Regions from separate parts of the Mus musculus genome. Here all the other regions are linked to region 4. A link is a loop called in an ENCODE intact Hi-C map of the cell type or tissue named here. Cell type or tissue: left cerebral cortex. All regions are shown on one strand. Links, peaks and the distances in the headings refer to the core of each region. The heading gives the core; the rest is flanking DNA.

Region 1 (4,587 bases), core at 215-4,214, 410 kb before region 4:
TGGCCAACCAGACACCACAGGACTGGGGCTTTCTCTCATATCATGGGCCTCAAGTTAAACATTGCTTGACTACTCTCACAAGTTATGATTGGTGGATAGTGACTCCCTGGATTTAGTGGAGGAAGGAATAGAGATGTTTTATTTGATGACGAAAAGTCCTGAAAATCAGAATTGGGGTAGTTGCACAACATTATGCATATAATATATAGCAGAAGATGGCCTAGTCAGCCATCAATGGGAGGAGAGGCCTTTGGTCTTGTGAAGATTATATGCCCTAGTACAGGGGAATGCCAGGACCAGGAAGCAGAAGTGGGTGGGTTGGGGAGCAGGACAGGGCAGGGGAAGGTATAGGGGACTTTCAGAGAGGAAACTAGGAAAGGGGATAGCATTTGAAATGTAAATGAAGAAAGTATCTGATAATACACAAACAAATAAAAAATAAACATTGTGCATATAGTTAAAACAACTAAGTTGTAGAGCAATTTTAATCCAGCAACATAACTTTTCTGGGAAGGAATCATATCTGAAGACCTTCTAGATCTTAGAGATCTGGCTAAAAATGCACACCTTTAATACCCCTGACTAGAATACAAATATTCCCTGAGTACACCCATTCAATACAAAACAATGAAATAAGGTTAGTTTGTAGAAAGAAGCAGCCATGTTTAGAAGTGACATTTAATTGAGGGGCAGAAAAAGTGATGAATCAGAGAAAAATTTGACAGAATGGGTCAGAGATCATATACACTCAAGTCTTACAAAAATAGACAGGAGAGACTAGTTAAGAAAAGTATACAGTAAGTTGAGTTGCAGTCTGAAAATAAGTAGGAGCCTAGAGATTATAACACATCACCAGAGTTAGTTTGAGGCCAAGAAGAGAAATTCAATCAGAAGCAGAGAGAAGCCAGATTGAAATGGTGAGCCAGAGCAGTCGAGTTGAACCAACTAGCTAGAATTCAGGAAGAAGTAGAAAGACCACTTACTCAGCAGATAAGTCTCTGAGAGGACAATTACATCTGGTAAATAAAAGTTCCTTTTACGTTGAGTTGACACTTAAAGATAACAATTTGAATTGTGATTATTTTACTGGAGCACAAAAAAGATATGGGCATAAAACTGAGAGTACAATTCCACATATTAATATTTCTGCTCCCTAAGGTTCTGATAGATATTGCATAAGAAAACATATGGAAAGTATTGAAATAAGGCTTTGAGGCCAGGCAAGATGTGTCACTGATACAATAATGACAGCTCTTTCACATAGGTAACTACTGCTTTCTAGTTGAATTTAACATCAATTCCAAGGGAGGTAATTCACATCTGGCACTATAAACCTGGTTAAAGATCCATGGATGGAGAGGACTTAGGTCCTGGCAGAGAAGCTACAGTTTTACTTTTGTTTGTTTTTTTGTTTGTTTGTTTGTTTGTTTTTGCTAAATAGGCATGATAACACCTGTTAAATTCTCTTCCAAATAACTGAGTTTTGTGTCTATAGACTATTCCTACTGTCCACTTCGGTAAGAGAAGCTTCTTTATGCATTGGTCAGTAGTGACTGAAAAGACCCCTTAACTAGCTGCTCTATTAAGAATGAATGACTATTGAATGCCCAACCTTAAATAAAACAACTATATTCCCCTCTTCAAGGTTCAACAAACATCACAGAAGCAGGAAGACTGTAAGACATGAAGGACTTGAGGGAAGCAATGTGAAATGCTGAACTTAAGATATGACATGGCTGTTATACTTTTAAAATCACAAGATCTGCTTAAGACTGGTTCTATCAGTACCTTGTGGTGGAAGAGAGATTGCTTCATGGGGTCGCACCTTTCCCTAAGGATGCATATGTCTTTAATGGTTCATGGGAAGAGAGATATTTTCTTCTGTAGTCTAGCCACATACCTATGCTCCTGTTTACAAACCCTTACTCATGATTCTGTAAGCAGCCCTAGTGAAACTTCCTGGGTGAAAAGGAGGAGAAAAAGGAGGAAAAGGAGGAGGGGAAGAGGAGAGAAGGAGGAGAAGGAGGAGGAAGAGGAGGAGGAGAAAGGGGGAAAAGAAGAAAGAGACACGAAAGTAGTTGGGAAGAAAAGGGGGATAAGCAATATTGAAGGAGTGACAAAAGAGAGTATGTGGTAGGCTGTTGACCATAAAGATTCAATCGTAATGATTGAAACGTATTATGACTGTGTATGTAAATGTCAAAATGAAATCCATTTTATATTATTTAACTAGTTCATGCTAACAAATAGTCAGAAAGAAAGAACACCATCTTTCTAAAAGCCTATATTTTGGAGGTTCTCTTACCAAAAATTCACAATAAAAACACAACTAAATTCAGAATTTAATAATGGATAATTGTTCTAAGTGCACTAAAACAAATAGAAAAATAATAATGGACATTAATTTGATAACCCAAATAGAATCACCAAATGTGAATATTTTCAGCACTAATGCCATCAACTATTACAATCACAGTGTTCTCTCTTCCATTTTAAATTCATGTATTCTCTTATTCTCCAAGTGCCCTTCCTTCCCACAAAATTAGCAGTAGTGCTGTGCAACTGCAGTTGAAATAGTTTTAAATACATATGTATCCACTCCCTGTACTTCATACTTAACTTCCCACTCTATACTATTTTAGTCTTTTCAGCACTTGTATCAGTAGAAATAACAGACTTTGAGATTTTAAAGAAGTCTTCTGTTTACCATACAGCTCCCAAGCTTCTTTAGGCTGCTGTTATGATTAAACACTCAAGTTAGAATTGCAAATAAAGGTTACCTGCTGCTCAAAAGACAGGTCAAACAGGAGGCCTGAATCACACAGAAAACTCTACAGCTTTGAAATCTGGTAGCAGGTTTAAATGCTATTTTAAGCTTTGTAAATGAGCTATATTTTTTTTATAATTGGCTTTCAGTGCCAGTAGTTATTTCTTCAAAATGTACTCAACTTTCTGAGATTTGATGATGGATGTAGAGATGACTAAAAATGTGTACTTAAAATCAACTTGAAATTAAACTAAAATTCCTTTTTCTTTCTGCTGTTTTGCCTAAGGGTCTGCAGAGTAGGTTCTCACACTAACAGAATGTCAGAGTCAGTTTAACAAGAAGCTTGTTCTTAGATCCAAAGTGTGGTAATGTGTTCAATTAAAGTTTTCTTTATTTTCATAAAATGTAGAAACCAAAGAAGCATAGTATTTCAATGTATTTTATGGTAAAACATATCTACTATCTATTTTATAGCATTGTTGTAAGTTATATAACACAAAATATTTTTTTCATTATTGTGAATTATAGACAACTGTAACTGAAAATAAATGTCAAAAGTCATTGTGCATGTTTTTCTTTGGATACATTTTATTTTTTACTTTTTATATAAAAAGTTTTGCATGCAATAAAATTGACCATATTCTTTCCCTCTCTCCTAATCATTCTGAGGGAGGTAACCTGAATCCAGAAAAGACAAACATTGCACTGTTTTTGTATGTAGATGTTAGTTTTTAAGTTTTAGATGTTGGAATTCTGATCAGAATAACCACAGAAGTTTAGCTAGAAAGGGACCTATGGGGAGAGGATATCTTCCAAGGATGGAGAAACAGAACGTAGTGTTATGAAGGGATAAGGGAAACATGGATTGTGTAACATTTTAGGCAAATTTATTTTTCAAAAGGAGTATGCTCTTAGAATTTTGAAAATAGAAAATAACATTTTGCTTTAAAGAACTTGGAGAAGGTGATTTATTTTCTTATTTCAGTGAAATATATTGTAATTCCTAACAAAGTAAATCAAACATATATATGCAAAATATAAAGGTCTACAGACCTTAGATGCAAGAAAGAGCATAATGGTTAGATTCATGGGTATTTTCTATGTCTCCTGTGTGTCAGGCATGATACTGAAGAGGAATGTTAAAACAAGGGAAACACTCAAAGTCTGCCTCCAAAAAGTTTCCTTTCTGGTCAAGATTGCAAAGAGGAAACAAATAAAGGAGTATTTAGGTAAACACTGGGCTAAATAGTCCTCCAAATGCCCAAACATACCTGCAAATGCTGAGAGCAGAAAATACCTTGGAGATATCCATGATTGTTAGGTTTGTCAACACAGTATGATCTCTACTTGGACCTTATGTAGTCACTGAAGGAGTCAGAACATTTTTTCAGCTGGTAATTAGCTCCAATCTGTCTGTGGTTCCAGGAGATCCCAATGATATCAGCTACAGTGAGGAAACTGAGTGGGAACACTTAGGTTCACACTATAGGCAGGGCAGTACTCTCACTTGATCAGAGATTTAGAGGAAGTTGGCTGTATGGCAAATATATAAGCATACAGGTTTTCATAGGGATTTTAAAACTCAGGGTAATCCCAATAGTCGCGAAGTAAATACAGCAAACATTGAGTTGATGGAAACGTCACAATTGCTTGACAGAAATTCTGAAGCAGTCTTCATCAAATGTTTCAGGGAGAAGTTGTAGCATTGTAATCACTAAATCCAAAGACAGAAGACTAATATCATCAATGCTGACATCAGGAAGACAGTAAACAGGAAAAAAGAAAAAAAAAAAGTTGACAGATTCCTGCTACTAAAATCA
Region 2 (4,587 bases), core at 413-4,412, 340 kb before region 4:
ACAATTAAATTTAATGATAAAAATTGAATTAGTCAAAGTAGCCAGTAAGTAGAAATTCGCAAGAGCACACCACAGTATCTCCCAAAATTTCATAACAAGAAAAGGAGCAATAAAAATTGCCTTTTAATAATTAGACTCTCATAATTGTAAAACTTAAGGTGGATAAAATTTTAACAAGAGACAAGGGATGTGACTGAAAAAGCAGTAAAAAAATGATTGTATTAATAATAAAATACATCTGTCTTCCTTCCTGATTAGCTATGGACAATATGATGACAAAGTATATTAGAGAAGTAGTTAGAACCAATATATCACATTAAAGTTATCTGAATTTAATTTTTTAATTTGATAAGAAATATAATGAAATAAGAGTTAGTGGCCCATTAATTTCCATCATAAGGGATATAATATGTAAGAAGATTTTTCTTTATAAAGCTAAAAATTATGACATTAAGTAATATTTTATACTTAACTTATAAAAGACAATGTCCTACAAATGTATCTGTAATACTTATAATCTGTAGTCTTCTAATTGATTCAAAGCTTATATCCAAAGACATAAGTTTCAAAGAGAGAGCCTTATTCTAAGGGCATCGATCTTTATCATAGTCAGGATGTGCTAAACTGGGAAGCAAGAAGATGGTTTGGTTCAACCTGATGAAAAAGAAGCTGTTATTAATTCAAACTTTGGGAGTCTGATTCCAGGCACTTTGTTTTAGATGTATTTAACCACAGCACAATTTGGGGTAAATCTTCCTGGTGATAATTAACTCACTATTGTGTTCACAATAAAACTTAATGCATGACTCCATTGAAATTCCTTGTAAAGTATATCTGACTTCTTCCATAATGGTGGGCATTATAGATTGAGAAGTTCAAAGATAAAAGTTCTCAAGAAGGATCCAAACAGATAGTGCAAAACTTCACAAGGCAATTAACTGCATATGTTTCTAGCCTTCTGGGCTGATAACAAATTATTCATCCCTTCATTTCAAGGAGAAAAGCTGTGTGTTTACCATTGCTGTTCCCCCTAGGGCTTATCTGTGAGCACAAGGTCCTCTGTGCCTCCCACAGTGTGATATAACTCAGGAGCAGACAACAAGGTAAAATCTGTACACATGCATAGTAGAAAATAAAAACAAACAAACAGTTTTCAGGGAATAGATGAGAAAATGAGCATTGATAAATTAAGACACACTGTGACAACAGTGATAAGGCCTGTATGTTAATATTAATAATGCCTTTGTTGAAACACAAGCCTGTCAGCATTTATGAACAGTGTAATTTTTAAGAAAGCCACAAATTCTTCTGAAATGATCCTAATTGAACTCAAGTTGAAGAATATATGAGTAATCTTACAACATAATTGGCCTCTTATATATTAATATTAAAAAAGTACATTTTGAAATTATAAACAATATCACTAAGTTAGTCCTAAATTAAAGTGCTCTTACATAAAATGAACAAAATATGAAGACAGTAAAATTAATGTGAAATTTTAAAAAATAACCTAAGCATAGAGAAATTTTGGTTACATGAATAGAAAGGCTTCCATTTCCACTGAAATTAGTATATAGATTTGATACAAAACAATCAAAACCTAATCAGCAAATTTGGAAATATCAACAAAAAAAAATAAACCAACACAAGCCTTAAGAAAAAAATCAGAAAACTAATTTACTTCAAGACATATAACAAAGCTATAGCAAGAAAGACCCTGATACTAGCAAGGATATAGAAAGTGGCTGAATATTGCACAGAAGGTAGGGAAACAGAACCCCAAATATAGACTTTATTTTTTGTCAAAAGGACAAAGATAGATTTGTAGAAAAACTTGAAAGTGATTTTTAAATAAAATGCTAATGAAACAACTGTATAACCACATAAGAATGAATACTTCACACCCTCGGAAAAGTCAACTAAAGCAGATGATAAACCAAATATAAGCCTAAGAGTGTAAATCCTGTGTGAAAATTTGATACGAATCATTTGCATTTTGGAGGAGGAAAGGACTTAGAAAAAGCACAGAAAGCAAAACTGACAGAAGAAAGAGATCAACCTGTTTGGTCGAATTTAAGAACTTCTGTTTCCTATAAAACACAGCCAGAACAAGAAATACACAAGTCCCAGAATATGAGAAAATATTTGCAAGTCACATACTTATACTACAGTATAAATATTTATATTTCCACTATATTTATACTACAGCAACATGGAGAACTTTAAAAACACAACAGGAAAACCAACATCTCAAAAGAAATAATCAAACAATCTAAATGGAAATTATGCTTAGGATCTGAGGTGGAAAATAAACCCATAAAAGTAGGTTCAATGTTGTGATCAAGGAAAACCTAAAACCATTGACTTACACATTCAACAAATATCTGGTGGGATATTACACTTTACATGTCAATAATATGTGATATACACAAGGTAAGAGACACCCCTTGTGCTGACACTGAGAGTACTGATTCAGTATTTTTGTTTCATTAGAGTGATTAAAAAGGTGATAAGCAAAATGCACATAATGAGGGACATAGACCAGTGGATGAATTCAACAGATAAATAAACAAATGTCAAATATTGATAGAAGACAATATATGCCAAGTGTGGCTAGTTTAATGTCCCAGTCCCATCCCTAGAAGTCTTACCTGGTCATAAGAAATGTTCAGGCTTCTTATTCCCTATTATTAGGAGTCTTTGCTAAAGCCATGTGCATAGATTCCATGGAGTTTTCCCTCCACTATTCTTAGAAAGACAATCATTTTAAAAATTGTATTTATTCATTCATTTTACATCCCAATATCAGCCTCCTCTCTCCTCCAAGTACCCCCTCACGCACATCCTCCTTCTGAAGAATAAAAATTTTTACTGAACTCTTCTTCACCCCAGAGCCCGACCCCTCCCATCTAGAGATTGTTCCCGGAACACTCCTGAACTCTTCACCCCAGAATGCATTCCTGAACTCCTCACCCTAGAGTTCGAACCCTCCCAACTAAAAACTGTTCCAAGAACATTTTTGAGATAAGGGCCTCCTGGAACAACCTCAAAATGAACCGGGTACATTGCCAAATGATAGGACATGACCCCTTAGTTACGTAGATTCCCTTGGCAGAACCCCTTGTCCCTTGGCAGAACCCCCTAGTGATGTAAACTTGTACTTTCCCTGCCCAGCTCTTCCCCCCTTGAGTTTTACTATATAAGCCTGTGAAAATTTTTGGCTGGTCATCGATTCTCCTCTACACCACTAGGTGCATGAGTTTCGACCCCAGAGCTCTGGTCTATGTTCTATGTGCTATCTTGCTGTTGTTCTATTAAATCTTGCCTTCTACATTTTGAGTACGGTCTCAGTGTCTTCTTGGGTCCGCGGCTGTCCCGGGGCTTGAGTGCTTGAGTGAGGGTCTCCCTTCGGGAGTCTTTCATTTTGGTGCATTGGCCGGGAATCAGTGCGACCACCCAGAGGTCCTAGACCCACTTAGAGGTAAGATTCTTTGTTCTGTTTTGGTCTGATATCTGTGTTCTGTTTCTAAGTTTGATGCGATCGCAGTTTCGGTTTTGCGGACGCTCAGTGAGACCGCGCTCCGAGAGGGAACGCGGGGTGGATAAGGATAGACGTGTCCAGGTGTCCACCGTCCGTTCACCCTGGGAGACGTCCCAGGAGGAACAGGGGAGGACCAGGGACGCCTGGTGGACCCCTTTGGAGGCCAAGAGACCATTTGGGGTTGCGAGATCGTGGGTTTGAGTCCCACCTCGTGCCCAGTTGCGAGATCGTGGGTTCGAGTCCCACCTCGCATTTTGTTGCGAGATCGTGGGTTTGAGTCCCACCTCGCGCCTTGTTGCGTGACCGTGGGTTCGAGTCCCACCTCGCGTTTGGTCACGGGATCGTGGGTTCGAGTCCCACCTCGTGCAGAGGGTCTCAATCGGCCGGCCTTAGAGAGGCCATCTGATTCTTTGAGTTGCTTGTGGTCGACGCAGAGTCGCCGCTGTTTCTGGTTTCTTTTTTGTCTTAGTCTCGTGTCCGCTCTTGTTGTGACTACTGTTTTTCTAGAAATGGGACAATCTGTGTCCACTCCCCTTTCTCTGACTCTGGAGCATTGGAAGGAGGTGCGGGTCAGAGCCCACAACCAGTCGGTGGAGGTCAGAAAGGGTCCGTGGCAGACCTTTTGCGCCTCCGAGTGGCCAACGTTTGGAGTGGGCTGGCCACCTGAGGGTGCTTTTGACTTGTCACTAATCGCCGCCGTCAGGTGAATTGTTTTTCAGGAGGAAGGGGGTCACCCTGATCAGATCCCCTACATTGTGACCTGGCAGAATCTCGTCCAATTCCCACCTCCATGGGTCAAGCCTTGGACCCCAAACTCTTCGAAGCTGATGGTCGCGGTTGCCCAGTCTGATGCAGCTGGAAAGTCCGGCCCATCAGCACCCCCCAAGATCTATCCAGAGATTGACGACCTCCTCTGGATGGACTCCCAACCTCCCCCTTACCCCTTGCCCCAACAGCCACCTGCAGCTGCCCCACCACAGGGACCAGTAGCGAGAGGGGCTCAGGGACCGGCGGGGGGGACTCGGAGTCGCCGAGGCCGAAGCCCC
Region 3 (4,587 bases), core at 232-4,231, 500 kb after region 4:
AGTGGTGGCTTCAATCATCTCACTCCTCATTCCTATTTCTTCGGAGACTCCCAGCTTCCTGGTCTGCTTTAGGTTTTTATTTCTTCCCGGGTAGAACATTCTTTGATGAGAAATGTTACAAGAGAATCTTGGTGACTCTCCTAATCTGTAAAACAATTAATTAGAATTCCCAGAGCATTCCCTATGGGTTCACGTTTGCATGTAAGAGGCTGCTTAGTTCTCCTGCCTGGGTGGTTCCTTTATCTTCAGAATAGGATCTGCTTGGATATGCAGGGCAGCCTCCCTTCTGTTCTCAGGTTCATTTTGAAAACTGAATCCTCTCACTGAATCCTTCCCTGAAAAGACCAAAGCTGTCAAATTGGGGGGGGGGGGAACTGAGCACCTTGCTATTCACAAGAACCATCCTCATCAGTTGATGAGGGCAAACTGACAACACTACAGAAACAAAAGGCAAACGTGAATGTTCAGGGAGTGGAGAATGGTCACATTTTATTAGAAAAGGTCGGAGAGCAACAGTGGTGTGAAAGGCAGAGTTTTAAAATTATAGTCGGCACAATTCGTTCATAGAACAATCAAAACATGATACTACTAATAAAATAGTTACATAAATATGTATGTATTTATGAAAAATACATTAGAAATGTAAGAAGAAATTGATAGAAATCAAATGGTGCTATAAATAAATATGGTGAAATTTTTTAAGGTTTAGAGCATGAAATAAAGTAATGAACGTGAAAAAATAACATTGAGAAAACTTCTGTGGGTATGTATACAAATACATGTATGAATACATATGCTCACTCAAACGTGATATCTACTTTTATTACATCCATTTATGAAGCAAAACCATGTATCAGAAGAGACAACATTAAATTTTGAAAGGAAGAATTGTTATAGTTCACAGTTGCTGGTAATAACTCAATCACTTAAAAAAGTATATCTTACATCTGTTGCCTTCCCCCAAATAAATAAATACAGGCATCAAGGGGAAAATTCAAGATTATATAGACACGAGAGATGGAGAGATGATAGTTAAGCAGTTAAGAGTATGTACTGCTCCAGAGGACTCAAGCTTGGTTTCCAGAACCCACACTGGGCAACTAACAACCACTCCAGCTGCAGAAGATCTGAGGCATCAGGCCTCCACAGGCACCTAGAGAGAGAGAGAGACAGACAGACAGACAGACAGACAGACAGAGTCAGAGACAGAGACTAGAAACTATATTCATAGGAAATGCATATATTTCATAAAGTACCAGCTTACCTCTCTGAGACAAGAATTTCTGCCACAGATATATTCTCAGGGGAACTGAGCATGTTTGATAGTAACTAAACATGTACAGGACTTGTAGGAGTTCAACCATTGAAAGAATCTCTTCTCCACATCAATAGTTACCACTCATATAATCTTAAGGAAATCCTGACTCTTGTAAGTTTCAGGAACTTCCTAAAACTTCTCAGATTTGTTTACTTCCTGAGACTTACTAGACTAGTCAATGTTGAGGGAGGGGATACAAGGGAGGGGCTTTAAACTTTCTTTACTGAATGAGATGAAGAGAGACTTCCTCTAAGAGGAAATGTTTAAATTCAGAGGAAATAGTTGCACAACACAAACACTTCACAGAGAACATAAATCACAGAGAGTTTATTAGGTAGTTAATGAAGACAATTGAAGAAAAAAGCTGCAAAGGATTTACAGTGTAGGGGCCTTTCATCATCCTTAGAAACGTTCTCAGTCTTGATACTCTGTGATTACTACAAATCACTTTGGATACAGATCTTTACTACTTTACTGATTTATTCCAAGAGAAGCCCTCTCCCCCTACTATCAAACACACTATGTACCATGTCTAGTGAGTATTAAAACTCCAGTAGTTTCCTCTTGTCATTGTTGTTCCCTCATAGTGATCAGGCCAGTTCCTGCTGGGGCTGGAAGTCACCAGATTGCATTTAGAAAGAAACTAAAAATTAATTATTCTATAGACTACCAGACAGACACCATTCTGGTTGAGGGGACTAAGATAACATCTCCATCTGAGGATGCATCCTGCTAGGCGGCCTGGTAGTCACGTCCTGGTTTCTTCTGCTCAAAAAGCTCTCTGTGCATGTGGTCTTAATGACTAGCACGTAAGCTTGACTTGAACCACCCTTCTTTACTTCAAGGCACAGGTGGTTAGGTATCCCTATAGAAAGATGCCCCCGTGCAATCTCATTCATTATGGCACACAAATAAGAGGGGGGGGGGGATAGAAAAAAAAAACCTGTTATTGAAGTTCAAGGATGTTCCTCGTCCTTTGGTAGCAGGGAAAAGGTTGCAGTTCCTTCCACAAAGCAGTACCTTGTCAAGATATTCCTAACAGAAAGAGCAGCACTTCCATTTTTGGGCAACCAGCCATCATAACGAGGCCAGCTGGCTCATGGTCAGCATCAACCCAACAGGAGCGAACTGGAAATAGAAGCCAACAGCGCCACCATGTGGAAAAGCTGGAAACTTTGAAGGCTTCTGCAGTTTTTCCACAAAACCGGAAGAAATTCAGAGCCTTGAAGGGAATTCCTAGATCTAGTGTCTGGGTTCCCTTTTCAGAATTAATCCATCAAAAGGTACTATAAAAAGGGCCCTCTAACTAATACAGCCTACAGCAAGTACACAGGGGCCTGAAGAAAATACCACCAGTATATGGCAGGTAGCTGATCGTTACCTGGGAGACAGGGGAGCTTCAGGAGGCAAGATAATGCCTGAACTCGGACTACAAACTTTTTCCCTCATCTAAGATAAAGTTATTGCAAACTACAGGATGGAAACCACAAGCCGTGATATTCCCTCATGAAGTCCTTCCTACCATAGAACCCTCACTACTGCCCAAGGGACATCCTTGACTATAAAGCACAGAAGATTCTCCCATTTAGGACAGGGATTACAACACAGGAGAAAGAACGATGAACTGAGACTTGGTGACCTTTATCCTACTTCGGACTTGACCACTAATGGCGATACTTTCCATTACCCGACTTGCCTGCTTCAAGCATCAGTTTCCTCACCTCTGGGGGTAGGGGTTTTAAGTTCTACTAAACTAAGGTGGACTCTCTGGAAATGACCCTTCAGCATCTATCTGTAGTTTGACATGAGGCTCTGGGCGTTTGTCACTATGACACATCACCCAACAGCCTAGGAGAAGATTTCAATCATCCAAGATCTAGAGAACCTTCATTTCAACAAGACCCCCGAGGGGATTAGAATACACACTAAGGTCTGAGAAGCATCTCTTTAGATCATCAGTCAGATGTAAAGACCATAAATGCAGAACATATCTAAGGCCTGATCTACTACCAGCATTATGGCTTCCTGGTACATCTGCATATCAATGGCACTTAGCGTCCATACTGGAGAATTAGGTAATTTCATTAAGGAGGGTCTTAGTTTTATTAATATTTTTGACTGAAAATATGTATTTACCTAAAGGTTTTGTTCTGTTTTTAATACAGTTCTGAATGACTTGTGGGTCATAAAAAATGAGTTAATTTCTTACTGTATTTAAAAACAAGGTTAAATCTTACAGTGTCTTCAACAACTGGTATCTACAATTTAGCAGTAGGAGTTCCTTATAAGAGAGAATAAATTAATATGTTTAGTACTATGATGACTTTGTGGAAGGGTTTTCAAACTCGAGTTTTAAAGCTTCTGTTTGGTCTTTGACTTCTGCGTCTATTATTATGTTCCCAGAAGCAAGGTTGATTAGGTAAAAAAATATCATTTATCATACTTTAAGCAAGAATTCTAATTCTCAAAGGGTCTCTGACCAATTTTATATCTTATGTACTTTGTGTCTTTGGCCCTCCAAACTGCCAGTGAACCCTGAATACAGGAACCCAATGCTCTATGTATTCTTACCACAGCCTGCATCAGCTATGCCAACATCAAAAAGCAATTAATTTTTTCCTCTTGTCCAATTTCTGTTGATTTAAGGAACAAGGCATTTTTGTAAGTTCTGTTGATATTGAGATGATGCCCTTCCATGCGTTGAGGCCCTGGTGGCTTAGGTTCTTTTTTAAAAAAATTTTGAAGTGTGTTGGAACCTGGGCTATTTCTCAAGATGAAGGCCATGAAACAATTTTAAAAGTAGCATCACTCTGCATGAATTATTGGCTCAGACTCCAGAGAGGATGCTGGCAGGCTGATTTACAATAAAATGAGTTCTGTTCTTTTCTTCCTGGCTCATTTTTAAGCATCTGCTGAGAAGATTGCAGTTCCTCCCATGTAGTAAACACAGCCCCAACATTAAAAGGAAACTAGAATATGCCTACTGGTTTAAACTCGTACTTGACTTTAAAATGTCCTCTCTCTTTACCTGCGTGGCAGTTTGAATAAAAATGTCCCCCATAGGCTCATATAGTTGAATGCTTAGTCATCAGGGTGTGGGCTTGCTGGACGAAGTGTGTCACTGGGGACAGGATTTGTGTTTTCAAAAAGCCTATGCCAAGCTCAGAGTCACTCTCTTCATGCTGCCTGTGGATCCAGCTGCAGAACTCTCAGCTACTATGTCTGAGAGCCACCATCATCCCTGCTGTGAGGATCTGAACTGGTAAGCC
Region 4 (4,587 bases), core at 325-4,324:
CCCTGAATGGGATTATCTCCTTCATGTTATGTCATTCTGAAAGTAGCAAACAACAGGGGAGAACTGATCATGGCTACTTGATCAGGAAAGAGATGGCTATAGAGAGGCAACAGAGCATAGTTCTTTAGTGAGTTAGCTAGAGCTCTATCTAATTGGAGGTGACACATACAAAAAAATCTGCATAATGAAACACACCTAGATTGTGTTTACAATAGCTTCTTCTATTATTTCATAATTTTCTATTTCCTTCCTATTATTTAAAAAAAAATGTCACCTCCCCAAATCTACATATGGGGTTTGATGTATATAAAAACAAAAACAAAACAAAAACATTTTGCTACTATTGCTAATACTAAGAAAGATATTTTCAATATTAGTTGTTTTACTCTTGTGTTAAACATTATCTTATATGTAGTATTGATCAAAATGATATGTTTTGAAAAGAAGCTTGGGCATGCAGAATATAAATGATACCTAGTAGGGAAGGTAGTTTATAAGTGAGGAAGGACTTATCACTATCATGACAGCTGTTCAGTTTTGTGATTTGTCACAATAGAAATTGTGTGTGTGTGTGTGTGTGTGTGTGTGTGTGTGTGTGTGTGTTGTGATATTCACATCACTATAATGAACCTTTCAAATAATAAAACAACCAGGGTTTAGAGCTCACAGTTTGGGGTATATCAGTTCACAGACAGGTGATCCCTAATGTTTTGATCTCTGGTGGGTATCCTCCTAGTAAAAGTGAGGAATATATGACAAAGTGATACTCTGCCCATTATCAGGAAATAAATGAGAACCAGAAAAGGAAGAACACGGTCATTCAGTCCACTTTGGAATGTATAGTGACTGGATAACCAAAACTGTCCAAAAGGTGTCTCTGCTACAATCATTAACAAAAACATCACTCCAGAGTAAAGCTTTTTAAAACATATACTTTTGGGATACACTCAATATCTGAACACTATGATACAGCAGGTAAAGTTTTATCCTCGTTTTCAACTTCTTTGAAATGATTAAGCTAAAGGATGCCTTTTGTACTGGCTAGTTTCGTGTCAACTTGACACAGCTGGAGTTATCACAAAGAAAGGAGCTTCAGTTGAGGAAATGCCTCCATGAGATCCAACTGTAAGGCATTTTCTCAATTAGTGATCAAGGGGGAAAGGCCCCTTGTGGGTGGGACCATCTCTGGGCTGGTAGTCTTGGTTCTATAAGAAAGCAAGCTGAGAAATCCAGGGGAAGCAAGCCAGTAAGGAACATCCCTCCATGGCCTCTGCATCAGCTCCTGCTTCCTGACCTGCTTGAGTTCAGGTCCTGACTTCCTTGGTGATGAACAGCAGTAAGGAAGTGTAAGCTGAATAAACCCTTTCCTCCCCAACTTGCTTCTTGGTCATGATATTTGTGCAGGAATAGAAACCCTGACTAAGACACCTTTCTATAATCATTTGATGTTCAAGACCTTTTTAAAATGTGATCTTAATTTTAAGTAGGCATCTACTGTTCTGTCTTCATTTCTCTTCTTGTGGTAAATAGATTTATCAACTGACACATCTAAAGTCATCTGGGAAAAAGGAACCACCTCAGCTGAGGAACTGGCTCTATAATGTTGGCTCTTGGCTGTCTCTAGGAAATTTTCTTTATTTCAATGATTGATGTGAGAGGGTCCAGCCCATTGTGGTTGGTATCATCTCTGGGCAGGTGGCCCTGGCTTGTGAACCTAAGCAGGCAGAGCAACCCATGGAGAACAAGTAAAAGAAGCAAGCTCAGCTCTTGCTTCTAGGTCTCTGACTTTCTTGAGGTCCTGCTTGGCTTCTCTTAGTGATGTACAGACATACAAGAAAAATAATTCTCTTCCTTCCCAGGTTGCTGTTTTCATTGTGCTGATCATAGCAATAAACAATGAACAAATAAATCTAGAGTCATTCTCTTACATCAGATCCTGTGCTGTGGTCAGAGTCTGCAATGACAAGGTATTTATTTATTTTTAGCAGCATCTCACGGTACCCACTTGTGTAGGTCCACATCATCTTGACACAGCTTCCAACTCAGTCCGCCCCCATTTCTCTGCTGCACATTCTGCACCACTTGATTTTGGGATATTTTGTGTATTCTCCCATATGTTCAGCTGTATTTCTGGGACACTTGCAAATGAGCTGATACATGTAAATGCTGTAGGCCTTTGAGTTTATACATAATGCAGTGTTGTCAAGTATAAAAGAAGCAGCTAAATACAACTTTTGCAAAAATATTAAATACGCTTATCAACGGGCAAGTGTTAAACTCTATTAAACTTGGACATTTTTTTTAGGAAAGTTTAGTCATTGTCCAAGACTCACTAAAAATGGCTAGCTCCTGGTGACTGTGGTACTGAAATGAAACTGTCATGAGAATAGAATAACATACAAATGCTTCAAGATGGCATGTGCCATCTTCTCCTTCATATCTGAAAGGGCAACAAAATCAGATGTGATTAAAGTAGTCAATACTCACCTATATGGTAGAATGAAAATTCAGACACTGTCAAAGGGATGGGTCTAGTAAGTTCTTACTATGACTAAGATAATCTAATGGAAACAACTTTGGGAAAGTCGTTGCTATTAACTTGCAATAGCTATTTTGAGCTATTGTATTTGTATTTGTTTTTTCTAATTCCTTAGAGATGAAATTTTTTCCTATTTTCTCTTTTCTGCTTCAAGTATACTATGGCTAGAACTATATCACTTGAAATACTTATTTTCATACTGTGGCTTCTCATTCTTTTCAAGTTAAAACAAACAAACAACAAAACAAAACAAAACAAAACAAAAAATACAAAAACAATGAAAATGTTTCCTTAGATAGCCTTCTCAATTTATCCTGTGCAACAGTAGTTCATCAAGAATAGATTAAATTTTGATGTCACTTATTTCTCAATTTCTTCCAATACACAGAATTCTCCAGAAGATATTTCTTGGGTTTTATTTATTTATTTAAATATTTTCTATATTAACATTTCAAATGTTTTCCCATTTCCAGGTCTCCCCTTCAGAAACACCCTATCCCACCCCCTCTCTGCCTCTATGAGGGTGCTCCCCCAATCAATCTCCCACTCCTGTCTACCCATCCTGGCATTCCCCTACACTGAGGTATCAAATACCCTCAGGCCAAAGGGCTGTTCCTCCCACTGACATCCAACAAGGCCATCTTCTGCCACCTATGCGGCCAAAGCCATGGGTCCCTCCATGTGTACTGTTTGGTTGGTGGTCCAGTTCCTGGGGGCTCTGGGATGGGGGATTTGACAACTTGAAACTATTGCTCCCCCAATGGGGCTGCAAAACCCCTCAGCTCCTTCAGTTCCTTCTCCAACTCCTCCATCAGGGACCCCTGTGCTCAGTCCAAAGTTTGGCTGCAAGCATCTGCCTCTGTATTTGTCAGGCTCTGGCAGAGCCTCTTAGGAGACAGCCATATCAGGCTCCTGTCAGCAAGCATTTATCAGCATCGAAAATAGCATTCTGGTTTGGTTAGATCCTCAGGTGGGACAGTCTCTGGATGGCCTTTCCTTCAGTCTCTGCTCCAAAATTTGTCTCCATATTTCCTTCTGTGAGTATTTTGTTCCTCCTTCTAAGAAGCACTGAAGCATCCAAACTTTGGTCTTCCTTCTTCTTGGGCTTCATATGGCCTGTAAATCTTGGATATTCTGAACTTATGGGCTAATTATATCCACTTATCAGTGAGTGCATATTGTGTGTGTTCTTCTGTGACTCAATTACATCAATCAGGATGATATTTTCAAGTTCCATCCATTTGCCTGGCAATTTCATGAAGTTATTGTTTTTATTTATTTTTTTAAAACAGGGTTTCTCTGTGTAGCCCTGACTGTCCTGGAACTCACTCTGTAGACCAGGCTGGCCTCCAACTCAGAAATCCGCCTGCCTCTGCCTTCCAAGTGCTGGGATTAAAGGCGTGCGCCACCACGCCCGGCCAAGTTATTGTTTTTAATAGCTAAGTAATATTCCATAGTGTAAATGTACCACATATTTTGTATCTATTCCTCTGTTGAGGGACATCTGGGTTGTTTCCAGTTTCTGGCTATTATAAATATGGTTGCTATGAACATAGTGGAGCATGTGTCCTTGTTATATGTTAGAGCATCTTCTGGGTATGTGACCAGGAATAGTAGAGCTGGGTCCTTAGGTAGAAAGTACTATATTCAATTTTCAGAAGAACAGCCAGACTGATTTCCAGAGTGGTTGTACCAGCTTGAAATTCCACCAGCAATGGAGGAGTGTTCCTCCTTCTCCACATCCTCATCACCATCTGCTGTCACCTGAGTTTTTGATCTTAGACTTTCTGACCAGTGTGAGGTGGAATCTCAGGGTTGTTTTAATTTGCATTTCCCTGATGACTAAAGATGTTGAACATTTCTTTAAGTGTTTCTCAGCCATTCAATATTCCTCAGTTGAGAATTCTCTGGTTAGCTCTGTATCCCATTTTTAAATAGGGTTATTTGGTTCTCTGGAGACTAGCTCCTTGAGTTCTTTGAATATATTGGTTATTAGCCCTCTATCGGATGTAATGTTGATAAAAATCTTTTCCCAATGTGTTGATTGC
Region 5 (4,587 bases), core at 198-4,197, 93 kb after region 4:
TAGACTTGCTCTTAGTACACATCCTTAATCACAAACAATGAAGGTAAATTTAATTTATAGATGGATGCAGGTAGTTTTGAAAAATATGTCTAATTGAGTGGCAAAGTGAAGAGTCAGAAAAAAAATGACAGATTAGGATATGCCCAACCCCCCCATGAGAAACGAGAGGAAAGGAAAACTGCCTACTGGGCAGTGCAGAGAAAGAAGGTAGTTCTACTGGGAGAATTTTACAGAGACAGGTGTAACTGAGAACAGTCTGGACACAGGTGAACACAGAATAAGCCAGAGGATGAGAAGTAGTCAGAAGATTAGAACATATTACCAAAGTTAGATTGAGGTCAATTCAGTAAGAAACTGAGAGAAACAAGTTTGACTCAGTCATCTTGGAGAGGAATTTGAGCTGGCATAGCTGAGTTGAGCCAGCCAGCCAGAGCTCAGAAAGAACTAGAAAGGGTGAGCTTATTCAACAGTAAGTCTCAGAGGCAGAAAACATTAGAGGCCTAGAAAAAATTATAGGGAGGGTAAAAGCTTCTAGGACAAGGCTTGGGCTAGCAGACTGAGACGGTGATCCTCCAAGACAAGTAAAACAGAATAAAAGTTACACTTACATAAATGACTAATATCCAAAACATATAAAGAGCTGAAAAATGGTATATCAAAAAAATACCCTGTTAAAAATTGGGTACAGATCTAAGCAGAGAATTCTCAATAGAGGAAACTCAAATGGCTGAGAAACACTTAAGTAATGTTCAATTTTCCTAGCTGTCAGGGAAATGAGATATCAAAACTGCTTTGAGATTCTATCTTACATCTGTCAGAATGGTCATGATCAATAACACAAGTGCTAACTCCTGCTAGCAAGAATGTGGAGCAAGGGGATCATTCATCCATTGGTGATGGAAATACAAACTTTTATAGCTACTGTAGAAATCAGTGTGGTGGTTCCTTAGAAAAATAATAATTGATCTACCTCAATACCACTCTTGCTCCTATTCCTAGTGGACACTTCATCCTTCTTGAAGGACACTTGTTCAATCATGTTCATTGCTGCTCCATTCATAATAGACAGATGTTGGAAACGACCTAGATATCCCTCACCTGACAAATGGATAAATAAAATATGCTATATTTATACAATGAACTATTACTCAGTTAAGAAAATGAAATCATGAAATTTGCAGACTAACGGAACTAGAATATAAATCATTGTGAGTGTGGTAACCCAGACACAGAAAGATAAATATGGTATCTATTTGCTTATGAATGTACAGTTATGTATGTTAGCTATTAAATAAATGATAACAAGCTACAATCCATAGTCCCAGGGAGGTCAAGTATAGAGAGAAGGGGAAATGCAATCAGAATATATTGTGTGAGAAAATAATCTATTTTAAATAAAAAAGAGGTACAGGAGTAACAAGCCTGCTAACCTCGGGGCAGCATATCACCTACAAAGTTCCCATGAGAGAAACCAATCATCTTGTAATATGAGAAAATAGTGTCTTTAAAAAGCCCACAAGTCTCAATGTTTTTCATAACTCTGTGGCTTTGGGAATTCATCAGTGCTTTAGCCGGTGACTAACAGGAAAATGTGCTAAGCAATACATGAAATACATGAGCAGGGACCAGGTAGACAGCTCTTACACAATGACTTTCCTCTTATTTTCTGAAGAAATTAAAGCAAACATAATATTCCTCAAGGCATAAATACTTGTTGAGAATACCTGGGATAACATAAAAATTCATAAAACAAAGCTTTAAAAAAGGCATTTTTACAGGCTTGAGGGTAAGAGGGAGACTGTCAGGTTTACTACCTCTTGAGACTCCCAGGAAAATTCTCTCTCTTCTCTTCTAGCCCCTGTTTGCTGCTAATAATTAGCTCTGTTTTGTTTTGTTCTTCATACAATATATCTGGAAACATGTCTTCTGTGAGGTATAAACTCTCCCACCATATCACGGTCTTCCATAAATATTAAGATGTTCTATAGATACATTGTTCCACTAGTCTCTGCTTATACAGACCTTTATCTTGTTTATTGTCTAATGATATCTTTCTGGACCTGACCTATCAGCAGACGGTAAAGACATTTATTTAACCTAATGTCAAAGAAAAATCTTAGGAATTTCCTTTTGGAGGCATCATCTCATCACCATTAAGCAAGACAGAAAATGAGGTTGTGTTGTTGAGAAAAAAGGATACAGCTAAGCAAGCTTCCTGAGCACTGGTTGTCAAGTACCAAGGAAAAGAATAGTTTCTCCCATCATTTACACATAAATGTGGAACATTCACACATTTAGCTCTTGAAATTTAGTGTCACTTGCAGGGGAGAAAAAAAAAGATGGTGATGTGATCAAAGTAGGACACATATGTGAAACAAAATGGGGTGAAACTCCCTTACTTAGCAGATGGTTCAAAATGAAATTGCAAAGTGATACGCTGTGACATTTGGGTTTTAAAAAGAAAAAATAAGCAATAAAAGCTACAATCTAATTCATTACTAGTTGCCTTGAAATGTTCCTTTACACAAAATACAGTAAGAGGCGTAAATATCTGCTAAGTCACATTCATAGAGTCAATATAAAGGGTTTGATATTTTCCAAAGTAGTGATTGAAAGTCTGCAATATCAGCTGTTCATTGTCCTTCTATAAAATCATTTGTAAAATTTTTCACAAAAACTTCCTCAGGGATCCACCCCATAATCAGCTTCCAAACGCTGACACCATTGCATACACTAGCAAGATTTTATCGAAAGGACCCAGATGTAGCTGTCTCTTGTGAGACTATGCCTGCGCCTAGCAAACACAGAAGTGGATGCTCACAGTCAGCTATTGGATGGATCACAGGGCTCCCAATGGAAGAGCTAGAGAAAGTACCTAAGGAGCTAAAGGGATCTGCAACCCTATAGGTGGAACAACATTATGAACTAACCAGTACCCTGGAGCTCTTGACTCTAGCTGCATATGTATCAAAAGATGGCCTAGTCAGCCATCACTGGAAAGAGAGGCCCATTGGACATGCAAACTGTATATGCCCCAGTACAGGGGAATGCCAGGGCCAAAAAAATGGGAATGGGTGGGTAGGGAAGTGGGGGGGGGGGTATGGGGGACTTTTGGGATAGCATTGGAAATGTAATTGAGGAAAATATGTAATAAAAAATATTTTAAAAAAAGATGTTTGAAAAGATATTCAAGTAGTTCTAATAATGAAATGAAATAGTATGGCTCTGAACCCACATTCCCTTTAGCCAGTTAGAAAACACTGAAGAAGGAAAACAAACAGAAACATCTTTCCTTCTTTTCATACAGCATCTCCAATCAACCAGTCAATCAATTAATCAATCAATCAATTAATTCTACTATTATCTGTACCTCTGGTGAGTAATCTCCAACCCTAACAATTCTTTTAGTGTTCAAACTAGCAGCTGTACAAAAGCTAGCCTAGTCTCAGTATATCAGCAAGGAAATATTATAGTCATGTTACATTTTACATTATACGACATACCATAAGAAACTATGGTTATAATTATTTATGCTACTATCATATGCAATGCTTAAAAATAACATGATTTATATTATAATCAAATATATTATAATTATAAATCTCATTTTTTTCTAATAAAATAAAACCTTAGAGCACAGAGAAGTACTTATTTAAAGCTATATTGAGATTCTATCTTACCCAGTCAGAATGTCTATTATCAAGACAAAACAAGTACAACAAACATTTGTCACAGTGTGGATTGTGTACATATACTACCAGTTGGTAGAATGTGATCCCATCCAGCAATTATGGAAACCAAAGAAACTAAAATAAGATCTATCCTAGGTCTGACCCTTCTGGATATGTCCTTGTATCACAAGTCAACACATCATAGAGACACTGGCACAAAGGTATTTACCGCAGCACTGTTCACAGTAGCTGAATATTGACTCTACCTAGGTGTTGCTCAACGTAGAGATGGGTAAAGAAAGATGTGGTATGTCAACATGTTGAACTATTTTCAGACATAAATACCAATTATTATTATTATTATTATTATTGAATTATTTCAATGCAGGAATAAATTTAAATGTTCGAAAGCAACCTGTTTGGGCAGGAAGTCTAGAATAAATGCACAGCACATCTATAGGGTGGGAGGGAAGCAACATGGCAGGGGGCTGGGAATAATACCTCTACATGAGTTTAGTCAGCCTCAAAGACAAATAGTGTGTGTTTCCTCTCCTCCATAAGATTATGAAGGCATATATAACAAAAGTGGAGAAGTAATAATTATCTATTAGAAAATGGCCAAAGAGGAGATTAAAAGGAAAGTAGCAGAGTATGGGGCAAGTTGCTTGGTACCATTATGTACTTGCATGAAAATGTTCTTATGTAACATGATACCATGTACAGTGAATATAATCAATGAGAACTAAATGAATAAAAGACCACCTTGTCATGAGTAAAATATTTAACAGAATATGAAGCATATAGAACATGGAACATACGTAGAACACTCACCTAGTGTGAATGCATCTGTGTACACATGCATAAGTACAGGTGACATCTACCATGTTGGAAGAACAAGAGAAGGCAATGATAGGTG
Region 6 (4,587 bases), core at 195-4,194, 900 kb after region 4:
AGTGGTAGTGGTAGTAGTAGTAATGATAGATATGAATGGATCCATCTCACTGTGGGTGGCACCACCCTTGTGCTGCTGGTCAGTGGGGGCTGAGCAAGCCATGAGGAGCAAGCCAGTAAGAAGCATTCCCTCACCTGCCTGTGCTCTTGATTAAATTCCTACCCTGACTTGCCTCAATGTTTCACAAAACCTTTACTTACTAAGTTGCTTTTGCTGGTGGTTATCAAAACAAAAGAAAGCAAACTAAGGCACAGCCCAAGAGTAAAAAAAAAAAACAAACAAAAAAAAAAAAAAAACATTGTATCCTTCAGAATAGCTAAAAGATGAACTATTTCCAATCAAGGTTACTATTGTTTTTTCCTTAATATAAAAACTTATAGGGTGGGAAAGAGAAGGCAGAGCTCATCTGTAATGAGAATGCTCTGTTCTGCCAGCAGAAACTTCAGCATGAGGGTTTCAAGGCTTCCCCAGGCATTTCTGCTGGATGACTGTACATTCCCAATTTGATGATGTTACCTCTTTTGCTTGTAGCTGTTCTTTTCCCTGGGAACCTCACCAGAGGGAAAGCTGCTGCACCTGAGAGTCTTAATCAGAAACTCCAGCTGGCTGCTTCAGTGGGACGTCCCCAGTCAATTTCTGCTGAAGAGTTTCTATCAGACCGGTGGCTGACGTTACCTTTTGTTAGCTCTCCCTGTTGGGATATTATAGTTGTCTCTGCTAGATGCTGTGAGCACCCTAGTTGATGATGTTTAACTGTCTGTCTGCTGCTTCTGTTATTACTATTTGTCCTTTTACATCTGCTTGCAAATATGCTTAATAAACTCACTAATTCAAAACTGAAAGTGCAGCATTCTCTGGAAGGTATAGAACACTCTCTCTCCATCCCTACTGCCACAGACCACCTTTCTCTCTTGGCTTCCTAGATCAAGATACTTTTATTCTTCTACTATTAAACATTGAAACCCCAGGCTCTTTAGCCTTTTGACTGGAAACTTGGGTGAAAAGCTCTCTGGGTCCTAAAGCCTTTGCCTCAGACTTGAAGTAACTTGATGTAACTCAGAGTTACATCACACACACACACACACACACACACACACACACACACACACGCACGCACATGCACACGCACATACCTAATTCTGAGATCTTTTGGACTTGGACTGAGACATGATGCCAACATCCCAAGTTCTCTATCTGCCAGACAGGCTGAGAAAAAACATCTGAGTAAAAATAGAAACAACAGATAATATATACTTGATGACACCATTCATATATAACTCTAAAAGATGCAAACTAGTCTAGAAAACAGTTTGAGAATTTTCTTAACAGGTAAGCATGAGCCTATCATGCAGCCTGATATCCCTCTCCAAAAATAAAAACATACACAAATACTTTTATAGCATTTTTCATAGCACCTTATTTATAATAACCCAAGGCCTATCAAGGGGCAAAAAGATTAAAAAAAAAAAGTAGGATCTATCAATGTAATGGTAAGCTATTCAGCAGTAAAAAGGATGGACATTCAATACACACAGCAATATGAAGATAATTGTATTATATGAAAAGATCCAGGCATAAGCAGTAATGACTATAGGATTCCCTTTATATTGGATTCGAGAAAGTGCAAACTAATCTATAATGGCAGTAAGTCAGTATTTGCATGAGTGAATACAGGGCTCCTCATGCCCTACTTAACCTGTCGATCCATATGCAAAATAAGTCTTGTCACTATTTTAAGCCAATGAATTTTGGGATAATTTTTTGCTCAACTATATAAACTGGAACCATTCTGCCCCTCTGTGGAGCCTAGAAATCAAGTGCTATAGCAGGGTTAGTCTTCCATACAGCCATGGAGACTAATGCCTTCACCCTTCCCACTCCATCACAGAGCTCCAATGCTCCCTGGAACAGTCCTCCTATCACAATGTACTGCCAAATATCCTTGGGGTCCGCTGAGAACTGACCTCATGCTCACCCTGCTCCCAAGGAAGTTCATTATCTAAAGAATTAGTTTGCTTTCATTGAAGAATTTGGCCATATTTTAAATGAGACTTTCTGAAGACACACACCTTATCCCAGAAGTGAATTAAACCTGACAAATTAGGAGGAGGCGGGCCAGCCCCTCCCCTTGCTTTGAGAGGACTACTTTTGATCTGGTCCAACAGCAGTAAGCAGAAAGCAAGCTAATTCCATAGAGTACATTTTTATTTCTTAGTTGTCATTATTTGTTGGACGGATGGATGGATGGATGCAGGTTGCTCTGCTTGATTAAGCATCCACTGGGTTTTAATATGACTACAAATCAACAGTGCAGTAGACATTCTGACATCCACACACTCAGCTTTAACAGGGAGGATTCTGTGAATAAGTGAACTGACATAGTAATTTTTCCTGTGACTAAATAGCATGCCTAGTTTCTGAGGTAACCTTTTCTTCGAATTGTGTGAAGGTGTGTCTCTGTATTTTCAGTTGTTGATTCTGTGCCACAGAGAATGAATGCTGACAGGATTCTGGTATTGTTATTTCTATGGCCCATCATTAGTTTTTCTATTTTGTAAATATTCTTCCTCCTCCACTTGCCTAAAGGCAGTCTAGAATGAATCAAAGGTGATCTTACTGCTGATCGGTTATAATAAAGAAGCGATAGACAATAGCTGGTCAGGAAGTAGGGGGCAGAACTTCCAGGCAGAGAAAATGATGCCAGGGAAGAAAGCAGAAGTGGGAGATTCAGAGGATAGAAGTGGAAAGGAACAGACACAGACCACAGCAGAGATCAAGGTATAGAACTAGCTGTGGTTGAGTTATAGGCAAGATAAGTTAAATGAGCTAGCTGGGAGACTGCCCTAGCAAAAGGCCTAAGCTTTAAACTATATTAGAAGTCGCTGTGTCATTATTTATACTGCTGGCCAGTCTGAGAAAGTCCTGCTATATATAGTAATCTTTCCCGTGACCAAATAGCATCCATGTAGATCTCAAGAGATGACTTTCTCAAGGAGAGAATTGGGATTGAGGATATATAGTACACACTGAGTTCTCTGAATATACATTATACCCACTGAGTTCTTTGTAGGTTCTTGAAATATTATTGTTAACACCACCTTCACAATAAAACATGTCTTTGGTCATGTATACCTGGATGGTAACATATATGTCTATGTACAAGTCTGTGTGTGTGTGTGTTTGTGTTATATGTATGTATATGTTGGGTATATGATGCTTCTCTTAGTTGTGTTTCTATTGCCATGACAAAACTCCATGATGAAGACAATTTATAAATCAAAGCATTTCATTGGAATTATGATTTCAGATAATGTCCATGATAGAAGGAATGGCAACAAGAACAGCTGAGAGTTCACATAATGATTCATAAGCACAAGTCATAGAGAGAGCACTGAGAATTCAGTGAGACTGTTGAAATCTCAAAGCCCACCCTCCAATGACACACCTCCTCCAACAAGAACACACCTCCTAATCTTTCCCAAACAGTTCCACCAAATGGGAACTAAGCACTCAAACATATGAACCCAGGAGAGCCATTCTTATTCAAAGCACAATAGTGTGTATACATGTGCATGTTGGCGTGTGTGCTGTATATGTGTGTATCTGTTGATGGAGTGCTCATGCATGTGCACATGAGTACAAAGGTTGATATTAGATACCTTACTTAATCATCTCTGTCTTATTTTTTAAAACTGAACCTGTAGCTGGCCATTTGGCTAGACTAGCTGAGGAGCAAGCCCCAGGGATCTACCTGTCTCTACCTCCTCAGTTCTGGATTTCAGACATACAACACAACATTTGCATCTTTACATGGCACTAGGACTTGAACTCAGGCCATAATTCTTATGCAGCAAGCAGTTTATCGAGTGACTCAACTCCCTAGCCCCATCACTGGGCTTTTTGAGCAGGCACCTACCACTGAACTTAGAAGTCTAAAATAGAGGTGTTATTGAAAATCACAAATACTCCTCCACATGCATGAAAAAGGAAAGTTAAATTGCCTAGAACTGTTAGGGAATGTTTCAGTATTTTTCACACTTTTTTAAAAACACATTTTTGCCAAGAGTATAAGTCACTTTCACATATCTCTGACTACATTAGTTGCCATGGTTTTTTAGCTTTCGCTGCTTCTGAAATAAACAACCCATTAGATTTATGTCATTGTTAATTTGTCTCTTTGTACAATACGGATGGGTGGTTTGTAGCTTGAAAACCAGCATGAGTTATCCTAAGAGTCCCATAGAGAAGAGCTAGCTCAGTAAGGTCTTAACTGTATGTATAACAAGGTCAGTTCTATTTGGAAGGCAGGGCTTCATAAGAGGGTTAAATATTCTTTTTAATTAATATACCAATCTTATGATGTGCTTCCATGCTTGTTAAAGACAATTGATTCTATTAATTGTTTATAAAATTTAGTATTCTTATGTACAGGTCCCTTTTCTTTCACAGATAATATAAAAATAAAAAATAACCAAGTGGTGCCCTTCCCAAATCCCACAAATTCTATATCAAAATCATTTTCCCTTTCAGTGTCATGGAAAACAGCACCCAAAAATCTTCCTGTAGCGATCTTCCCACCCACACCCA
Region 7 (4,587 bases), core at 306-4,305, 800 kb after region 4:
TATTATTAGGTATTTTCTTCATTTACATTTCAAATGCTATCCCAAACGTCCCCCATACCCTCCCCCCCCATGTCCCCTACCCACCCACTCCCACTTCTTGGCCCTGGCATTCCCCTGTACTGAGGCATATAAAGTTTGCAAGACCAAGGGGCCTCTCTTCCCAATGATGGCCAACTAGGCCATCTTCTGATACATATGCAGCTAGAGACACGAGCTCTGGGGGTACTGGTTAGTTCATATTGCTGTTCCACCTATAGGGTTGCAGACCCCTTTAGCTCCTTGGATACTTTCTCTATCTCCTCCATTGGAGGCCCTGTGTTTCATCCAATAGCTGACTGTGATCATCCACTTCTGTGTTTGCCAGGCATCGGCATAGCCTCACAAAAGACAGCTATATCAGGGTCCTTTCAGCAAAATCTTGCTGGTGTATGTGATGGTGTCTGCTTTTGGAGGCTGATTATGGGATGAATCCCCGGGTGAGGCAGTCTCTAGATGGTCTATCCTTTCGTCTCAACTCCAAACTTTATCTCTTTAACTCCTTACATGGGTGTTTTGTTCCCAATTCTAAGAAGGGGCAAAGTAACCACACTTTGGTCTTCGTTCTTCTAGAGTTTCATGTGTTTAGACTCTTAACATTGTTGAGACTGCTATAGACTATGGGGAGATTGAACATTGGACTAAATGTATTTTGCATTATGCTATGTTTAGGTATGGTCTTCATATGTTTAAACAAGCCTATAGGGCCAGGGAGTAGAGTGTGATGGTTTGAATATGCTTGACCTAGGGAGTGGCACTATTTGGCGGTGTGGCCTTGTTGAAGTAGGTGTATCACTGTGGGCATGGGCTTAAGACTCTCACCCTAGCTTCCTAGGGATCAGTCTTCCACTAGCAGATGAAGATGTCTCTCTGGATGTTGCCATGTTTCCTGCCTTGATGATTGTGGACTGAACCTCTGAACCTGTAATCCAGCCATAATTAAATGCTGTCATTCATAAGACTTGCCTTGGTCATGGTGCCTGTTCACAGCAGTAGAATCCTAACTAAGACATGTATATAATCTCAATATGTTGTCTCAGCAGATTAAGGCTTATGAGGCAGCATACTGGTCCTGTACACCTTGTGGTTCTTTGTCTGTTTGACTGGCTTTACTTTTCACAATATTGTGTGTTTGCAAACATTCATGGATATACCACAGTACATGGGTGGAGATCAGAGAACAATGATGGGGAGGTGGTATTTTTCTTCATCATTTAAGTTACAAGAATCAAACTCAGTTCATGGCACCTAGTGGCAAGCATCTTTACACATGGAACCACCGTCCTGGAACCTTCCAGTTGGTTCCAGTCACTAGTACATGAAAGCCAGTGAAGCTGGTAGTTTGATTTTTATAAAAGGGAATTTTTATTCCCTACATCCTAGAGATACTGCACTGAATATCTATGATACAAACAAAAAGCAATCCCATTGTTCTCTGTTCCCATGGAGTTTAAGTTGTAATGGAAACCACCAAGGCTTCACCAAGGCTGACAGGAGTTCTGGTCACTTTATCTGCCTCTTCCTCCAAAAGCCAATTTAAATTAAGCTAGACCTTGAATCTCATAGCTATAACCCCAGCATAGAGCTTGAGAGGTCAGCCTAACCTACATAAGGACTTCTAGGCCAGGATTGGCTACAAAGGAAGACCTTGACTAAAAAAAAAAAAATGATGGTATTATATTTTATGACTCTGTCTGTATAAATATCAATGGTTAATACTGTTTACTGGAACATTTCCTAGGCTTATGAATTTACCTTTTATGTTCTGATTTGGAAAGATGTTAAACATTTTAATGGAACCTGAATAGTATGATGAACTCTAAGCACAAGCTGTCCCTCATAGGGAGGAAAACAGCAAAAGAAATTTAACACGGAAACAAAATATTTTGAATAGTTTCTGAGAAATTTTTAAATTGCAGATATCAAAATATTCCATATAGCTTATTCAAATGGAATCTCTTAAGCAAAGATATTCTCTTATGTAGACACGGTACCATCATGTCTTTAATTAATATTTTTCGGCCTACATAACAATGTTTGTTTAATCTTACTGCACATTCTTTGTGTTATGACTGAATACTTATATTTTGCACCAGTGTAATATTACCTAGTTTAAGCATCTATGTAATTTTCCAGATGACTTGTGACTCTTTTAAAAATAATCAAATTTTTTTTCTTGTTGTGTGATAGGTCTCTCTGGATATTGCCAGCTCACCTCAAATTCAAGACCTTCCTGCCTTGGCTTCCTAAATACTGGGATTACAGTTGTGCACCACTGCACTCTAATGTGGGCACTTTTACAGTATTTCTGTGGATAAACAACCAGTGATACTTTATTAAGACACAGATGTCTCTGTATCATATTCTTTCAGTGTCTGCCATTTGAAATTTTTTCTCCAAAACATGTTTATCCAGTACTCCAATTTGGAGAGTTTGATATGCATCCAGGAACCTAGTTTGAAAAATTAGGACAGAAAATTACCACTTGTATAGAAAAGTACGTAAGATACTTTTGATAGTATCTGCACATTCAGAAGTATACTGGCAATCCTGGATCCCCCATACATAGTGTGGGTCATGTATTAAGGAGAATGTTATTTTCCTCATAATTAGATTCAGGTCACACAATTTTTTGGCAGAAATACAACATAAGTGATATTATATTCTCAGTACATCACATGAGAAGATATATGGTGTCAGTTTGTCTCAAAGTCCATCCACAAATTCCACAAGATCACAACACCTTTAAAGCTACAGTTTTATCATGCATTTTTAGCAGAGAAGTCAGAAACTCTCCTTTTCTTCTTTAATGTGCTTTGTTGAAAAGTGACTATAAAAGGAATGAGAGAGAATCTTATGTTCACACGGAAACCTGCATATAACACTGAACAGCAGTTCTAGTTGAAACTGTCAGAAAAGAGGAGGAGGAGAAGGAAGAAGAAGACAGTTAAGGAGGAGGCACGTGGGTACCATAGAAATTAAGAGAGAATCTCAGGTACAGAAGATTCCATAGAGAACATCGGCACAACAATCAAAGAAAATGGAAAAATAGAAATGAAAACAGAACAGAGAAATAAAAATGAATGAAGGCTGGCTAGACTCAGTACCTTGGATAGTTCCAAGGCTTTCTGCTTACTGAAGAAAAGCTGATCCCAGTAGAGTGTGTGGTTCCAATTATGTAACATTCTGAAGTGATGAATTATACAAGCGGTGGCAAGCTGTGGGACTTTTACAGTTATTATGGCCTTAGATGAGAAATTAGCAGAGAGGAAGGCAGAGATAAGATGAAGGATGAAACTACGAGGGGTTGGAAGTTTCTTGACTATGTGGCAAATACAACTATGTTAAAAAACAAAACACACAGACACACAAATTACTGGTGTAAAACTGGGGAAATCTGGCACTAACCTGGCTCTCATGCACTTTATCAAGAGTGGCCACGGAAGGAAACTGGGTGAAGTGCACGCCAGGTCTCTGTTACCCCTTTAATCTATGTGAACTTATAATTAACTTATAATTAGAGTAAGTCATCACAGGGATTGTTGATAAAAGTTAATCACACTAACACAAGCACACATACCAGTTTGATGAAATTTATGATAGTTGGTCCATAATTTGCTCATACTTGCCTGTTATAGGATGAAGTGGGAATTCTCAGTTTCATTAGAGACTCAGTTGTGTCATGTGATGTTTTTCTGGAAACTGTCTTGTGAGAGAATGTTCTGGTGAGAACACACATGTGGTGTTTTTCTGGAAGCTGTCTGGTGAAAGGGTCTGTGATGTTTTTCTGGAGCAGACACCTGAAAGGATGCCTGATATTTAGAAAGATTATAAGTATAACCCCAGAGAGTGGATCATACTCTGGCATTGGTTCATCTTGTTGGTTTCATTGGGCTTCACTGTTGCTGGTCTTCACTGACAACACCCTTGCGTTGGTTCAGTTTGCTCTCTTCTCTGATCTTCACTTGCCATGACTTCATGGAGAAAAATTCACCAAAGAACTTCTGGTAGTGTTCGAACTTCTTACCACGTCAGTGGACTGGTGCTGATTGCTGGAGCATCGTGGTTTCTTATGGATCAAGCTAATGATGATGATTCATGTTTGGTATTTGCTGGTGGACTGAACTGCTGACAAGATTGGAATCTCCGCCAAAAATCTACTTCTAAACAGGTCTACCTGCCCCTATCTTGTTAGCCATCTTTCTCCCTTTCTTTTGTTTGGTGGTCTATAAGGGAAGTTGAAGCATCCAAGAACTCTTATTAAAGTAGGTTTTTGAAAAATATATGCCTACAATGTGATATTTATTTTTACAATAGCATGTTAACTTTATCTCTCTCTCAGGCACAACTGCTATTGTTAGCATTTTCTTGATTATATATAACATTTTGTCTATTCTTATTACTTCGTCACTAATGACTGGAAGACACCTATAATGATGCAGCTTTCAAAACACATGGGAAAGAGAATACAATTTATTAGAGAGAAATGTGAAATTCCTTGCCCAGTGTACTTGGGTATTTGTTTTTAACACTTTAAGCACTAGTCTGGGT

The links. A loop is a pair of places that touch in the nucleus more often than their neighbours do. Peaks named below come from ENCODE experiments on the same cell type or tissue, not always from the same donor. Only the 100,000 strongest peaks of a DNase experiment are listed, where the experiment ranks them.
Region 1: it touches region 4 in a loop (16-fold over the local background); 2 of 42 quality-filtered maps call a loop at or near these places.
Region 2: a loop joins it to region 4, with 5 times the contacts of the local background. A loop is called at or near these places in 2 of 42 quality-filtered maps.
Region 3: it touches region 4 in a loop (4-fold over the local background); 2 of 42 quality-filtered maps call a loop at or near these places.
Region 5: a loop joins it to region 4, with 13 times the contacts of the local background. A loop is called at or near these places in 2 of 42 quality-filtered maps.
Region 6: it touches region 4 in a loop (15-fold over the local background); 2 of 42 quality-filtered maps call a loop at or near these places.
Region 7: it touches region 4 in a loop (5-fold over the local background); 2 of 42 quality-filtered maps call a loop at or near these places.

Annotation. Positions count from the first base shown.
Region 1 is chr4:38,782,539-38,787,125 of GRCm38, forward strand. The region is part of intron 1 of Gm12381 (predicted gene 12381); the gene reads right to left. Among named protein-coding and RNA genes, the nearest start is that of Gm12381, 71 kb to the right of the region's middle. In left cerebral cortex, for the core only: no CTCF peak of the experiment used is centred there; a DNase peak (open chromatin) is centred at 2,704; H3K27ac peaks cover 2,531 bases.
Region 2 is chr4:38,852,611-38,857,197 of GRCm38, forward strand. It overlaps Gm12381 (predicted gene 12381), which reads right to left and starts at 2,873. Exons shown (of 6, transcript NR_151606.1): 1 at 2,652-2,873. In left cerebral cortex, for the core only: no CTCF peak of the experiment used is centred there; a DNase peak (open chromatin) is centred at 1,952.
Region 3 is chr4:39,695,323-39,699,909 of GRCm38, forward strand. No RefSeq gene overlaps it. Among named protein-coding and RNA genes, the nearest start is that of Gm42272, 15 kb to the right of the region's middle. In left cerebral cortex, for the core only: a CTCF peak has its summit at 2,487 (motif pointing left); DNase peaks (open chromatin) are centred at 2,088 and 2,425; H3K27ac peaks cover 210 bases.
Region 4 is chr4:39,197,270-39,201,856 of GRCm38, forward strand. No RefSeq gene overlaps it. Among named protein-coding and RNA genes, the nearest start is that of Gm25581, 60 kb to the right of the region's middle. In left cerebral cortex, for the core only: no CTCF peak of the experiment used is centred there; DNase peaks (open chromatin) are centred at 2,078 and 3,981; H3K27ac peaks cover 1,386 bases.
Region 5 is chr4:39,290,317-39,294,903 of GRCm38, forward strand. No RefSeq gene overlaps it. Among named protein-coding and RNA genes, the nearest start is that of Gm23607, 2.9 kb to the right of the region's middle. In left cerebral cortex, for the core only: no CTCF peak of the experiment used is centred there; DNase peaks (open chromatin) are centred at 2,314 and 2,733; H3K27ac peaks cover 672 bases.
Region 6 is chr4:40,099,280-40,103,866 of GRCm38, forward strand. No RefSeq gene overlaps it. Among named protein-coding and RNA genes, the nearest start is that of Aco1, 42 kb to the right of the region's middle. In left cerebral cortex, for the core only: no CTCF peak of the experiment used is centred there; DNase peaks (open chromatin) are centred at 1,769 and 3,927.
Region 7 is chr4:39,996,040-40,000,626 of GRCm38, forward strand. No RefSeq gene overlaps it. Among named protein-coding and RNA genes, the nearest start is that of Gm26087, 17 kb to the left of the region's middle. In left cerebral cortex, for the core only: no CTCF peak of the experiment used is centred there; DNase peaks (open chromatin) are centred at 2,510, 2,991 and 3,167; H3K27ac peaks cover 1,054 bases.